Linked DNA regions of Homo sapiens: region 2 is linked to region 1. A link is an interaction called in ENCODE POLR2A ChIA-PET data of the cell type or tissue named here. Cell type or tissue: B cell. All regions are shown on one strand. Links, peaks and the distances in the headings refer to the core of each region. The heading gives the core; the rest is flanking DNA.

Region 1 (5,388 bases), core at 320-5,319:
CAGTAATGATCTGTGACAACTGGTGGGGTCAGATAATAAAGACACAGCCACAGGGCCCCATCCTCTGAGACTCTGCAGTTCTTGGAGATGGGGGCCATGTGCTGAGCAGATACCTACCAAATGTGTCTATTATGCTACAGGAGACTAACAGGGTGCTGACCACCTGTGCTCCAGAAAACTAGCTACCTATCAGAAGCCATGCTCCCACTTCCAGGGGGTAGAATTGCACTGGGAATCAGCTACTCTGGACTGCGTCTCAAAGGACTATATCTCTCAGCCCTTGCAACCAAGTGAAACCATGTGACTCATGTTCGTCAGTGGAACATGGGCAGAAATGATGTGCCTCACTCCAGGCCTGGCTGTCCCTACCACCTCCCCAGTCCCTGCTTCATGTATACTTCTCCATGCCTGTTCCCCTTCTTCTAGCTGGAGGCAGAGGACTCCGGAGGCCTAGAGAGGGGTTGGGCAACCTGTTTAAAGAGCTGGATAGTAAATATTTTAGGCTTTGTGGGCCAGATAGTCTCTCTCGCAACTACTCAACTCTGTAATTATAGTACAAATGCAGTCATAGGCAATGCAACAAATGGGAGCAACTGTGTTGCAATAAAACTTTATTTCCACAAACAGGTAGTGGTGGGCTGGATTTGGTTCATGGAGGGCCCCAGTTTAGTGTCACCTGGGTTGTGTGATCTTGGCTATAGCATGTAATCTCTCTGAGCCTCAGTTTTCTTACCTGTGAAAGGAAGAAATCTGACTTAATCTCAAAATTCTCTAATAATTCCATGATTCTACAATTTCAGCTCATCAACTATTATTTATACTCAACTTCTAGCTTGAGTATAAGCTATTTACACTCTAGCTTGAGTATAAGCTATTTACACTCTAGCTTGAGTGTAAGTAATAGTTGATATTTGACCCAGCCATCCCATTACTGGGTATATACCCAAAGGACTATAAATCATGCTGCTATAAAGACACATGCACATGTATGTTTATTGCGGCACTATTCACAATAGCAAAGACTTGGAGCCAACCCAAATGTCCAACAATGATAGACTGGATTAAGAAAATGTGGCACATATACACCATGGAATACTATGCAGCCATAAAAATGATGAGTTCATGTCCTTTGTAGGGACATGGATGAAATTGGAAATCATCATTCTCAGTAAACTATCACAAGAACAAAAAACCAAACACCACATATTCTCACTCATAGGTGGGAATTGAACAATGAGAACACATGGACACAGGAAGGGGAACATCACACTCTGGGGACTGTTGTGGGCTGGGGGGAGGGGAGGGATAGCATTGGGAGATATACCTAATGCTAGATGACGAGTTGGTGGGTGCAGCACACCAGCATGGCATATGTATACATATGTAACTAACCTGCACATTGTGCACATGTACCCTAAAACTTAAAGTATAATAATAATAAATAAAAAATTAAAAAAAAATAGTTGATGAGCTGAAATTGTAGAATCAGCTACAGGATGGTGTGTGTATGCATTTTAAAATACTGATGACTTTACTTTCAAGCATCCTGTGAAAGAGAAAATTAGCTCAAAAATATACAGCAGTTAACCTTTATTTCCCAATTTGAGGAAAAGTAGAGGAGAAAATTATCAAGAGAAGAAGAAAAGCATCAGGTATTTCTACCGTTTACGGAACTTAACAGATTAAATACAGAAAGCAAGTTAGTGAATGAGTTCCAAGCATATATTCCATTGATGCAGACCACAGGGTGCTGCAGCTTGATCACAGCCATCACACAAGAGGGAAATTGAAAGTCTTTCTTTGGGAACTTCACAGCATCATTTATTAAATAAGCACCCTGGGAGCTAAAGAATTGTTTAGCTCAACAGCAGCAAGACACATTGAGAAAAGAGGGATGATGACATGAGTCCTTCCAACAACTGAGCAGTTTGCTCAGTGGAGGGAAGTTAATGTGTTAAAAAAGAAATATCAGCTATAAAAGTAGCAATAATAATCAAAATCTATATTTGTTTTTATTTACTTTCAAGAAGTCCTGAGGACTTTAACTCTGTCAACCCCACATTTGTGGGAGAGTCGCAAATTTTATATGATTAGTCTTGTTCGACAGATGAAAAACCTGTAAAAGCACTTATTAATGTCACATTTATACATATTTAAGTTTCAGGATAACTTCAAGGAACAATATTTTACTGAATGACAGCTATTTCACACCAAAACCACTAGTGGTAACTATTGCTGTATGAGTAATAATATTGGAACAATAAAATTCATGTTTCAAACAATTTTTTAGTGTAAAAATGTACCATACAATATTTGGTACATACTTACACTAAAAAATTACTCATTGTTTACCTGAAATTCAAACTTAACTGTGTGTCCTGTATTTTTGTTTGCTAAATCTAAATGTTGAAGCCAGAAGGAACCTTGCAAATCACAGTTCAATTCCTTAATTCTAAAGACAAAGTGGGACCAAGAGACATAAATCTCAAGGGAAATTTTCCTTAATGGTGATTGGAAATGCCTTAGAGTCTCTGAATTGTCAGTTTCTTTTCTAGTTCATCTAAGTCCTTCAGAGGAAGGCAGTCTAGAGATAGAAAGACAGGTAGGACATTGAGCCTCTGGATCCAGCAGTGCCCGAAGCAATTCTCAAACTTTTCAGTAACATGAGCCAGTAAATGTCCTTAATCACTTGAGCTGGTTTGAATGGTATTTCTATCCTTTTAAACTAACCTTGAGAGTCCACACTAATATTGCAAGGACTTCCACATTTCACATTTTCTTTTTTTTTTTTCACTTGGAGATAGGGTCTCACTCTGTTGCTCAGGCTGGAGTGTAGTGGTGTGATCATGGTTCACTGCAGCCTCAATGACCTGGGCTCAAGCAATGCTCCCACTTGAGCCTCCAAAGAAGCTGGGACTACAGGTGCTTGCCACTATGCCTGGTTAATTTTTAAATTTTTTGTAGAGATAGCATCTCGTCATTTTGTCCATGCTGGTCTCAAACTTCTGGCCTCAAGCAATCCTCCTGCCTTGGCCTCCCAAACTGCTAGGATTACAGGTGTGGGCTACTGTGCTCTGCCCACTACCACATTTTCTTATTCAAGTTGATAGACTAATTATCATAGTGCCATACAGTAGAAGTTCAACAAATACTTTTCAAATAAATGATAACCTTGGTTTAGGTTATTGCTTTCATTTTACCATCCAAACATTTTCCTTAATCATACAGTGTTGTTGTTGTGGGGTGTTTTTGTTTGTTTTTTGAGAAGCAGTCTTACTCCATCATCCAGATTGGAGTGCAGTGTTATAATTATAGCTCACTACAACCTCGAACTCCCAGGCTCAAGCAATTCTCTTCCTGCTTCAGCCTCCTGAGTAGCTGGGATTGCAGGCATTGCACCACTATGCCCAGCTAATTTTTTTATTTTTTGTAGAGAGTTGGGGGGTCTCACTGTCTTGTCCAGGCTAGTCTTGAACTACTGGTCTCAGGTGATCCTCCCACCTTGGATTCCCAAAGTGTTAGGATTACAGGCATGAGCCCCTGCACCCAGGCTTGTTGCTGCTTTTTAAAAACAAAGTCTGAATTTATTTGCCTGGGCACACAAAAAACAAATATATTATTAAAAGAAATATAAACATGTAGAATAATGAAACCAGAGGTCAAATTGTATATCTGTATTGCTTTCTGGAGAATAGCTTTGTTGACCTAAAGGAAAAAACTGTGGCCAAATTAACATAAGTAGAGGGTTTATTTGGGCCAAGTTTGAGGACTGCAACCAAGGAGCACAGATTCAAGTTGCCTGAATATATGCTCCAATTAGCAGTAGTTACAAGTGGGTTTTTAAAGGAAAAGAGAAGAGGCAGTTTGTAAGTTGTTTATCAAGAATTTACACTAAGGTAACATAAGGTATTGATTGGCTAAACATTGTTCTTTCTTTTCTCATTTCCCCCTTTTGATCAAAATTTTTCTCTTCTGAAGGCATCGATGACCAAAATTTTAGATGTTTGTCTCATGTCATTGGGAAGGCTCATTCCCAGGTAATCTCATCCCATGTCTGAGGGAAAGAGGACAGGTACTTATGGCTTAAGAATTTAGTGATGGCCAGGCACTGTGGCTCACACCTGTAATCCCAGCACTTTGGGAGGCCGAGGTGGGAGGATCACTTGAGCTCAGGAGTTCAAGACTAGCTTGGGCAACATAGCAAGACCCCCATCTCTACACAAAAATATAAAATAAAAAAATTTGAAATTTTAAACTTAAGAATTTAGAGAGGTCTCAAGGCTGAATTGACTGGCAACATAAAGGGACAGAGCAACAAGATCTAGGCCATCCACTTACAGAGGAGCCACAGCATGTTGGATCATTTCTTTCTTGATGTTAAGACATCTAGAAATACAAAGCATAATCAACTTAAGAACCAAAAATATTGAGATGGGATTTTTCCCCTGACTTTGACCCTCTTTGTGGACAGGAACTAGAGTGGCTCATTTCACTCAGCCTGCAGTCCATGGATGGCTAAGTGTAACAGCTCAGTGAAGGCTCAGGGTGACAGCCTCCTACACCTGCCTTTTTTGACACCTGAGTTCTTGTTCAGTGTCCAGGAACAATCAGGTCACACAAACTATTTGAAGGATAGTGTATTTGGAATATTTATTGGGCGATAAAAGTGGCTCTCAGTAGGATGGGGAATTTGAAAGGGGATGGTGTGGGAAGAAGGTGATGTTTCCCTGAAGCTGCACTGTCTGAAGTTAGCAGCGTCTATTCGTAATTTCTGACACTCAGCTGCATGGATCCCTGATGCTCAGCTGCACATATCTCCAATGTTCAGCAGCTTGCATCCCCAACCACTTGTATAAGCCGCTTGTGTTGCTCTTCCAGCTGAAGTCTTTTTATGGGCACAGGATAGGGGAATGGCAGGCAAAAAAGGCAATCACTTGGGCAGAAAAATAGGGCCAGCTGTTTTTACTTAGGGCTGAGGGTTCAGGCTTGAGGGTGGTGTTTAGCTGGGAGCCCAGCTGTTCTGTATCAATATGATGCAAATAAGGACAATTATTAACAAACAATTTGAAATCTAGATCTGAAAGGTGTTTTTATTTCTTAAGGTAACCAATCAAGTAAATCATGTAAGGGGTTTGGTCTTTCTAATGTCTTGTAGCCATTTAGTCTTTTGGGTGATTCTTTCTAACTGAATTTCTACTTTTCATCCTGGTCTGTAGAACAGGGTGACTAGCTGCAGGTCAGCTCCAGTTGGAGATCTTCTCCAGTGATGGAAGATGTCTGCTCAGGTAGGGCTAACTTTTTAAAATGAGAAATGTGAATTCATGAGTAGATGGCCTTGAGTTTGGCTGCACAAGGATTGGTTAACAATATCTGATATAGTCCCTTCCA
Region 2 (5,388 bases), core at 118-5,117, 120 kb after region 1:
ACATAACATTGCCTAAAAATAAGCTGTTTTTGAAGAAGTACACTATCACCTCAGGAGTCAGAGGCCTTAGCACAGTGGTTCTTAATCATTGGTGTGCATCAGAATCACTAGTGGAGCAACAGCAGAGATACCGATGAAGTGCATCTGGAGTTGAGCCCTGCATTTGTATTTTTCAAAAGCTCTGCAGATGATTGTGCACATCCTAGGTTGAAAACCACCTTCTCGGCCAGGCATGGTGGCTCACGCCTGTAATCCCAGCACTTTGGGAGGCCAAGGCAGGTGGATCACCGGAGGTCAGGAGTTCGAGGCCAGCCTGGCCAACATGGTGAAACCCCATCTCTACTAAAAATACAAAATTAGCCATGTGTGGTGGTGCATGCCTGTAATCCCAGCTCCTCGGGAGGCAGAGGTTGCAGTGAGCCAAGATCACACCATTGCACTCTAGCCTGGGCAACAAGAGTGAAAAAAAAAAAAAAAAGAAAACCACCTTCTCAGAGTGAGACTTCATTTGGTGGTGTTATCAGGGAGAGTGACAGATAGTGATTGTAAAAGAAAAAGGCTTTTAATTTTTGTGTTTACCTTAGTTTTAAGTTTTATTAAAATTTTGGTTTTTAAATTAAAAACAAACATTTTGGCTATTAAAATGATCATGCTGTTGACATTTACTATCATATCTGAAAATTTTTAATTCACAATTTTAAAACATTTTATTATGGAAAATCTCAGATACAAAAGCAGAGGGAATAATATAATGAAGCCATTATTGTTCCCAGCTTCCATAGTTAACACATGACCAATCTTGTCTATACATAACCTCTGCAATATTAAAATCAAGCCTATACATACCATTTCAACTATAAATATTCATTATGTATTTCTAAAAAATAAAACCTCTTTAAAAAATACTACCATATCATTATTAAATGCCCCAAAATGAACATTGGCTCCTTATTTTCGTCAAATGGCCTATCAGTGTTCAATTTTTTTTTTCTTTTTACTATTTATTTGAAGCAGGATCCAAAGGAGGGCCATCCATTTGCGATTGACATATCTCTTTTTTTTTTTTTTTTTTTTTTTTTTTGAGACCGAATCTCACTCTGTTGCCCAGGCTGGAGTGCAGTGGCACGATCTTGGCTCACTGCAACCTCTGTCTCCTGGGTTCAAGTGATTCTTATGCCTCAGCCTCCTGAGTAGCTGGGATCACAGGCGCCCGCCACCATGCCTGGCTAATTTTTATATTTTTTGTAGAGACAGGGTTTCACCATGTTGGCCAGGCTGGTCTCAAACTCCTGGCCTCAAGTGATCCGCCTGCCTCAGCCCTCCTCGGCTTTCCAAAGTCCTGGGATTTTGAGCCACCAAGCCCAGCCACAATTGACATACCTTTTAAGTTCCTCTTTAAAGTAGGGCTTGCATCCCTCTTTTTTTTCTTGCTGTTTTATTCTTGAGGAAGAAACCAGGTTGGTGTCTGTCAAGTTGGTCCTGTAGGGTTTCTCAGTCTCGATTTTGCATTCCTGTGGTGTCATTCATATTAATGTGTGTGGTTGCAGATAGTTTATGTTTCTGTAATGAGACGTTTACCCTCATAAATGATTTGGTTATCCACCAGACCTTACGTTAACGTCTCTTCAGTCTTTTTGGTCATCTGAAGCTCATTCTATAGTACGTGATGCAGAAGGTGCCCACAGGTGCATTATTCCCATATTCCACAAAAGTACATGATTATGAAGATTAGTTTGATTGTTTATAAAATCCATGACTTACGTTTTCTTTCTTTGCATACCTTAGTTACTCTGTGGACTTCTGGAAAAAAGCATTGCTGTCACAAAATCTGATCACAATCTGATTTTCTTTTTCCTACTTGCGATTTGGTCTTTTTAAAAAATGTGGGTGATCAAATGATTTTTTCCCTTTTCTTTAGAGGGTCAGTGTTCCTAGATACACAGGATATCCTTTCAATATGTAGTTTCAAGCTGTCTTTCATTTTAGGAGAGTTCTTTTGAGTTGTTTTTGGTATTTGTTCTGTATTACTGCTTTGGTTTTCTTCTTCAGGACCTGCCATTGTAGATGTACTTTTGCTGATCTTCTTTATCACTTTTTTTTTTAGATCACCTTATCTCTTCTTTTAAAATAAGTTTCTTTTTAAGTAACAGTTTTATTGAGCAAAACCCTTATACCATGAAATTCACCCTTTTAAAGTATACAATTCAGTGGTTCTTAGTATATTCACAGAGGCACGCCTAATTGCCAGTATCTAATTTTAGAACATTTTCAAATTTTAGAAAGAAAAATTATGCCCATTAGCAGTCACTCCACATTCTCCCCTACCCCCACAGCTCCTGGAAACCACTAATCAATCTACTTTCTATCTCTTTGGGTCTGCCTGTTATGGACAGTTCATGGACATTTCATGGAATCTTGCAATTGTGTACTGGCTTCTCTCACTTTGCATAATGTTTTCAAGGGTCATCCTTCATATTGATACTTCTTGTATCAATGTATTGTTCCTTTTATAGCTGAATGATACCCCATTGTATAGATATACCACTTTTTGTTTATACATTCATCAGATGAACACTTCAGTTGCTTCTGCTTTTTGGCTATTATGAATCATGCTGCTGTGAATGTGCAAGTTTTTATTTCTCTCGGGTATATACCTAGGAGTGGGATTGTTGGGTCACATGGTAACTAATTAGCATTTTGAGGAGCTGCCAAACTGTTTTTCAAGTGGCAGCACCATTTTACATTCCCCAGCAAGGTATGAAGGTTCTGATTTCCTGTATCTTCACCAACATTTGTTACTTTTTTATACTAGCTATCCTAGTGGTATGAAGTGATACCTCATTGTGGTTTTGATTTGCATTCCTCTCACGACTAATGATGTTGAACATCTTTTCATGTACTTATAGGCTATTGTAAGCACTGTGGACACAGTGATGTATCAGATACATGGTTTGCAAATATTTTCTCCCATTGTGTAGGTTCTCTTTTCACTTTCTTGATATCATTTGAAGCCCAAAAGTATTTAATTTTGATGTAGCTCAGTTTACCTACTTTTTCTTTTATCATTGTGCTTTTGGCTTCTCAACTGAGAAATCATTGCTGAGTTCAAGGTCACAAAGATTTACTTGTATGCTTCCTTTAAGAGTTTCATAGTTTTGGCCAGGCACGGTGGCTCACGCTTGTAATCCTAGCACTTTGGGAGGCCGAGGTGGGTGGATCACCTGAGGTCAGGAGTTCAAGATCAGCCTGGCCAACATGGTGAAACCCCTTCTCTACTAAAAATACAAAAATTAGCTGAGCATGGTGGTGCACGCCTGTAATCCCAGCTACTTGGGAGGCTGAGGCAGGAGAATCGCATGAACCCAGTGAGCTGAGATCATGCCACTGCACTCCAACCTGGGCGACAGAGCGAGACGCGGTCTCAGAAAAAAAAAAAAAAAAAGTTTCATAGTTTTACTTTCCATTTAGATCTGTGATACATTTAATTTTTCTATATGATGTAAGGAAGGAGGGATCCAACTTTATTTTTTTTATTTTTTTATTTTTTGAGACAAGGTCTCACTCCCATCGCCTAGGCTGGAGTGCAGTGGTGTGATTTCAGCTCACTGCAGCCTCGACATCCTGGGCTCAAACCATCCACCCATCTCAGCCCCCAGGGTGGCTGAGACTATAGGTGCATGCCACCATGCTCAGCTAATTTTTGTATTTTTTGTGGAGATGGGGTTTTGCCATGTTGCCAAGCTGGTCTCAAACTCCTGAGCTCATGTGATCCACCCACCTTGGCTTCTCAAAGTGCTGGGATTACAGGCATGAGCCATGGCACCTGGGCCAGCTTTATTCTTTTGCATATGTATATCTAGTTTTCCCAGCACCATTTCTTGAAAAGACTATTCCTTTCCTATCTAATTTTCTTGACACCACAATAACTTTTATGGAATCTGACTGAGATCCTTTTCTTTGCTATTGTCTACTAGTGAAATGAATTTTTGTGTATTTTTAGGAGGGAGGGAATGGGCAAGGATAACTTTCCTAGTTCATTTTCTAGGTTAAAGCTGTCTCTTCTCTGGCTTTTGCAAAGTGAGAATACATGTACCTTGTGCTTTCTGAGATGTGCCTTTTCTGCTTCTCTCCACCACTTCTGTCTGAACTTACTGCTTTGTCTCTTTTGTCTGGCATTCTACAACTTGGATTCTACTCCCAGCAGTTTCTCTTCTGTGAGACTTTGTCTTGGAAAGGAACTTTGATTTGTTAATTTTGAGAGTTTATAGCACCCAGACTGTACCATGAGAACTTACTTATACTGCACTGTAGTCTGCTTGCATTTACAGTTGACCCTTGAATAATGCAGGGCTTAGGGGTGCCAACGCCTATCCCAGCAGTTCAAAATCCACATATAACTTCTGACTTCCAAAAAACTTAACTACTAATAGCCTACTACTGACCAGAAACCTTTCTGACAACATAAATTGTTGATTAACACATATTTTTTATGTTATATGTATTATATACTGTCATCTTAAGGGCAAGCTAAAGAAATGAAGATGTTAAGAAAATCATAAAGAAGAGAAAATATATTTACTATGCATTAAGTGGATGTGGATCATCATAAAGGTCTTCATCCTTATCATCTTCACAGTTGAGTAGGCTGAGGAGGAAAAGAAAGAGGAAGGGTTGGTTGTGCTGTCCCAGGGGTGGCAGAGGCAGAAGAAAATATGAGTATAAGTGGATCTCTGCAGTTCAAACCTATATGGTTCAAGGGTCAAATGTATTTATAAATGGAATTGTGCCAAACTGCCCCCTAGTTTTTGCTGCTGTTCTCAGATTAGCCCACCACACTGTCCAGTGAGCATCTGCTATGACTGTGAGGTTCTGTTCTCCACCTGTCAGAAGTTCTCGTGCCTTCCTTCATCTTCTTCCCACACAGATACTGATACCATGCAAGTCTTGTAGTTGTGAGAGGTTTGTTTCCACCTGATTTTATTTGGAAGTTTGTCTCCTGATTCTGCTGTAGATGCTGTCTGTGAATCTTTGCTCTTCCTGCCCTCATTGCTTTATCTGAGTTTATGGGGAGAACTAGAGGAGATTTAAAAAGTACACTGCTATTGCTGTTATCTTCCCAGAATCTTCTCATTGACAGATGTTCTTGAAGCATGTTCTATTTCTTTTTTTAAACAGTATGGCATCTACAAGTTAAAAAGAAAATGCAATCAATAGTTGATTCTTAGTTTACAATACCAGGTAATTCTGTAGTGAAACAAATTGTAGGAACTTTTTCTAGGCTGAGTTAAATATCATAAAATGTTATCATACCTGTTGAATGTATGTCATTTTTTTCCCAGTGATAAGTAGTTTAATGATTTGTATGTCATATATGGACTGTGCTAAGAA

The links. ChIA-PET counts read pairs that join two places held together with the same protein. Peaks named below come from ENCODE experiments on the same cell type or tissue, not always from the same donor. Only the 100,000 strongest peaks of a DNase experiment are listed, where the experiment ranks them.
Region 2: POLR2A ChIA-PET joins it to region 1 with 6 read pairs; 2 of 35 experiments call an interaction of 5 or more read pairs at or near these places.

Annotation. Positions count from the first base shown.
Region 1 is chr2:171,616,376-171,621,763 of GRCh38, forward strand. No RefSeq gene overlaps it. Among named protein-coding and RNA genes, the nearest start is that of DYNC1I2, 68 kb to the right of the region's middle. In B cell, for the core only: no CTCF peak of the experiment used is centred there; no DNase peak of the experiment used is centred there.
Region 2 is chr2:171,738,643-171,744,030 of GRCh38, forward strand. The region is part of intron 15 of DYNC1I2 (dynein cytoplasmic 1 intermediate chain 2); the gene reads left to right. Among named protein-coding and RNA genes, the nearest start is that of DYNC1I2, 54 kb to the left of the region's middle. In B cell, for the core only: no CTCF peak of the experiment used is centred there; a DNase peak (open chromatin) is centred at 2,769; H3K27ac peaks cover 319 bases.